Regions from separate parts of the Mus musculus genome. Here region 1 is linked to region 2. The links are chromatin loops, found by intact Hi-C in ENCODE. Cell type or tissue: left cerebral cortex. All regions are shown on one strand.

Region 1 (2,500 bases), 480 kb before region 2:
AAAGAGACACATTGGAGGATGGTTGCTGAGAACAGACATGTTTTTCTGGATGCTGCTTGGAAAAAGGACATGTGACATTTTGCTAGAGTGGGCACATGATGTTTGGTAATAACCCAACATGCTGTGGGCGTTACCTTGTCACTCTTTTTCTGGTCTTTTCAGGCTTTGCTGCTGGTGGTCTTGGCTGATGACACTGTGGCATTGGTTCACCTTGCCTTCTTCTTTGTTGATCATTGTTTGTACTGACTTCATAGAGAGAAACTCACCAAAGAACTTCTCATCACGTTCTGGCAGCTTCTTGCCACTTCCATGGACTTGGGTTGATTGGTAGAGCCTCACAGTTTCTTCTGAATCGAACTCCCATTACTGGTTCATGAGTGGTGTTTGTGAGTGGATCTAGCTACTGTTGCTGATTCATGTGAGCTGAGCTGTTGATATCCTGACAATGAAGATTGGAATCTTTCCCCAAAACCATTTCTAAACAAGTCCACATCCCACTTTGCCCTATAATCCTTTCCTTTCCACTACTTCTGGCGCGTGGTGGGCTAAAAGGGAAGTTAAAGCATTTAAGAACCCTTATTAAAGTAGGTTTTAAAAAGTATAAGTCTACAAATGTATGAGTGCCATTGTCTCATTGCTATACAACGCTGCCTGCAGAATGCTTTCTGCAATGCCATCATCTAAAGAAACACTGGTAATGCCCACTTTTGGATAAAGGAGTCACTCAAGGAAACCTGTCTGTCTAGAAACCTGCTCAAACAACCTCCCTAATATAATAAGTTTTACATTTTTGTTCTATCCAATCAATATTAAAATAGATGAATTCCTCATTCCTTCCTTCACTTTTGAAATTATATCAATAAATCAAAGAAATCAGGAACATTTTGATTAAACCATTATTCTGCCTCAAAAAGATAATATTCTCTATTAATTTTTAAAAAGTCATTAGCATATAGAAAGCTTGAATTTCAAAACTTATGGACTTATAATAGAAGAAAACATCAATTCATTTGACACCAGAGTCACTGTCAGAGATGTTACATATGTTTTTGTAAGTTTGTTTTTTTCATAAGAACTTTTTCATTAGCTTGTGTGTTTGTTTGTTCATGGCTGTGCTTGTCCTGTAGTGTACCACTAGTCCCCTAGATGTTAGTAATGTAAAGGCAAAAAGATGATAAAAACAAAATTCAAAAGAAAAAGCAAATCATCTTTTCTGAATGTCAATCAACTCTTGCAAGTACACACTTCTGCCAGCAGGTGGCATACTCTCTATCCTGTCACCCCTTTATTCTGGCTGACCCCATTCAACACCCACTTCCCCTTCCTACGCCTAGTTGGCCTTGGCATTTCTTTGGTGCCACTCTGAGAAACTGTAACCTAATCTCTTTCTATATAGCTGAATACTTCCAGGCTTAGAGCCGGTTATGCAACTTACCAAAGTCACAAGACCACTAAGTGGTGACATCATTCTGTTGGAGGCTCAAATGCTTCCTCTTCCTACCATTTCAAAAACTGCTGAAGAGTGATTGCATGCACATCTGCATGCTGCATTCTAAACACGAGTGTGTTAAAAACACTTGTTTCGAGACTTTGACACCCACAAGTGATGAGCAATTTGGCCCAGGAGGTCTGGGGTGGGTCCTGATATGCCACATTCTAATGTGTATCTAGAAATGCTGCCATCAACAGAATCTAGGTGTTGGTAAGTCTGGTTCTAATGCCATCTACGTCTAGCCTGTGAGCGTGCAGTAATTAGTGTATTACTTTTTCTGAAACATTTTAAATTATAATCATGACAAATATAACATTTTTGATTCGTTGTTATGGTGAAATAAAAATCAGACTTCAGTACGATTAGCTTATCTGTCTGTCAGCCCTTTACAACAAGACTTCTGGAGTAGTGCTTAGGAAAATAAATGTGTAGAATATTGTCTCCAAAACATTTTACCAAAGTGGGCAGTAGGAGCTAGGTGGGAAACTTTATTCTTAAACTTACTGTTTGAGAATTTCGCATATGAATTTGGTGCATTTTGTGGAAATCTTTCCCACTCCCCCCCCCCCCCCCCCACACACACACACCATCTCTCCCAACCCCGTGTGCTCTGCTTTAAACCCTCGGAGTCCACTTCATGCAGATGCAGACAACTTTGAATAAATGCTGTCTCTGGCCCCCTTTAGTGTTTATAACCAGGAAGACACAGGTTTGGGCAACGTGCTTGACTTTGAAGGCAATGAAGCTATCACAGGGAAACTGGGGACCAGGTGTGGAAGCAGAGAAAAGACCATGTTCCCAAGGAAGCTTAAAGAAGGAAGGGGCAGACAGGGTAGGACAGGAAGGAGTTTCAAGAACAAGATGGACCCACTTTGCAATCTGAAGAGAAAGCTTTGTTTCCTGCTGGGCAAATGCCTGCCTTGTTAGCAGACTCATCGCTGTGAGTGGTGAGAACAGGGAGTGGAGAGGCCCTAACATGGATCAGAACTGCAATACACCTGCCCTTTT
Region 2 (2,500 bases):
TTAATTCCTGACATTTTCTTTTGGTGCTTCCAACAATAAAATTCAAAAATTACTATTTGGTAACTAAAAGATGATCAATTATTCTGATTCTAGAGACATGTATAATTTGAATTTAAAATGCTCACCAAAGCAATCTAGAATGTCCTGACAACGAACTCTATTTATCATCTTACTATTCATGTCTCTTATTAAAAGCATCGCATGTTCCCTGTTATAGTATTCTAAAACACTGCCACAAAATATAAACATAAGAATCTACTATGTGGGAATTTATATGTGTGTATATGTTTATGAACAATCACACTCAAGTTTATTTTAAAAAGTACACTAACCTAACCTAATTCATATCAATAGTGAACATATCTTTCAACTTCTCTCAACAATTATGGTAGAGGTATTTTGAGGTACTTTCATTTTTTTCTAATCCTTTGTATAAACAAATAAAAACATGGAAGAGATACTGGCTGAGCCTGAAACTTTAGGTGGTCACTTCATACAGTCAAGTACTGTACATCTCCAAGAGTACCATAAATATCATACAAGGATTATGTTGTAAAAGGCTACAGAGAGTCACTTCATATGGCCAAGCACTGTACATCTTCAGAAATGCTGTACACTGTGCCTCTCCAGGAGTGTTATATATATTATCTATAAGTCATGATATAAATATTCCAATGTAATGACCCCTTTCCTTGAAGCTATGCATATTCTGGATCTGTTCAGAGTTATTTAGCCTTGATTAAAACAAAATTCAGTGAATATTACTATAGGGAAAAACAAAAACGAAAAAATGTCCCTAAAATTTCAAAAATCCCAAGGTAACCAATGATTGACAAAAGATCAATAGATTATGAACTTATTTTCATGAAAATAATATCTTCAAAATGTTTGCCACTCACTAGAAGATAGAGACAATGTTAAAGACAGTTGTCTTGAAATAAGTCATAGATCCCTACCACTGAATATAGACTTTGTTGCTGTGTGAGGTGATTTTGGACATGAACACAGTTTGATACTATAGTGATCTTATAGCACCCTCAAGTGGATTAAACTAACAAAATTTCCTTTCCTGAAACTGTTAGAATCCATTCAAAAGGACTGTTGGGATGAAGCTGTGTCAACCTTTTCTCATGGCTTATAGTTGGAGGTACTCTGCTAATAGTGGCAATAAGTGTTTGAGGCTGATAATGAACAAAGTGACTAAATAATTTTTTTTCCTTAGTATTTCTCACTCTTCCTTGAGTCACTCCAGGGTAACTTTGAATTGAGTGTCAGATACTACACAACAACCTATATGGCAGCAAACAAAACTCTCAACTCTTGTACCCTATTCTTGACAATGAAGTCAAATGACCCACTATTGGGAGAAAGATTCAGACATATCTTTGAACATTTACATATAATGAAGCAGGGAAACAGAATAAGATACACACACTTATTCATATATACTATATAAAATGAAGAACTGCCTCACATGATAAACAACTATGACAGGTTAAAGGGATTGAACAACCTATAATATGAAATCTACAAGCTCTAGACCCAGGAAAGCTAGTCAGAGTCCACAGGCTAGAGAATATGCAGTCATTGATTTAAATTCTACTCTGAGGGGAGAAGAAGATAAAATTAGATGTCCCAGTTCAAGCATTGAAGCAAGGAAAAACACAAATTCCTTTTTTCTCTGCCTTGTTTCCTTTTCAAGCTCTCAAAAGATTAGATGACACCATCATAGTAGCCTATGGGACAATTTCATTGCCCTTAAAAATATATATATATTCTATAGTTTGTCTATTCTTCCTTCCACAGAAGTCCTGATAACCAAAGAACTTTACTGTCTCTGTAGTTTTTCTTTTTTGAGATTAACATCAGTTGGGATAATTCAGTATGTAGCCTTTTCAAATTTGCTTCTTTCACTCCTTCATACGTATTTAAGTTTCCTCAGGTTGTTTTTATCATTTGGTTATTAATTTCTCCTTAATGCCGGTGGAACAGTAATAGCCCAGGGTTACAAAGGAAAGGCCAAGTAAGCTTCAACCCTCAGATACCTCAAATATGAGGAAAGCAGGATTTGGCTATCTCACCCTCCCAACCTAGCACCATAAAGCCAGCTCCCCCAGTATCAACCCTAGTAAGAATTTATTACCCTGACAGTTATCAGGCCTCATTCCTTGTTTGACCTTGTGCATGGGCGCACATGCACACACACACATACACACACACACACACACACACACACACACACACACACCCTACAGTCCCTCAGTATGTAGATGAAGCATCTTCCAACAGCCCTGCCATAGTCAATGATACACAGTTCACACAAATCTTACCCCAAAGACCCTGGTCACCTCCCTGGAAGCATAAATACCCTACCCACAATAAACCCAACTCAGTGTCATTGCCAACACACTCATAGCCTGCCAAGATCCTGTGCTGCATTCAAAAACACCCAGCTAAGCTTCCCTCCCTCCAGTCCAGCTTGGTGAACAACAGGCCTGGC

The links. A loop is a pair of places that touch in the nucleus more often than their neighbours do. Peaks named below come from ENCODE experiments on the same cell type or tissue, not always from the same donor. Only the 100,000 strongest peaks of a DNase experiment are listed, where the experiment ranks them.
Region 1: it touches region 2 in a loop (5-fold over the local background); 17 of 42 quality-filtered maps call a loop at or near these places.

Annotation. Positions count from the first base shown.
Region 1 is chr3:33,307,069-33,309,568 of GRCm38, forward strand. No RefSeq gene overlaps it. Among named protein-coding and RNA genes, the nearest start is that of Gm24780, 85 kb to the right of the region's middle. In left cerebral cortex, a CTCF peak has its summit at 1,266 (motif pointing right); a DNase peak (open chromatin) is centred at 1,403; H3K27ac peaks cover 640 bases.
Region 2 is chr3:33,790,149-33,792,648 of GRCm38, forward strand. No RefSeq gene overlaps it. Among named protein-coding and RNA genes, the nearest start is that of Ttc14, 8.8 kb to the right of the region's middle. In left cerebral cortex, a CTCF peak has its summit at 1,038; a DNase peak (open chromatin) is centred at 1,046.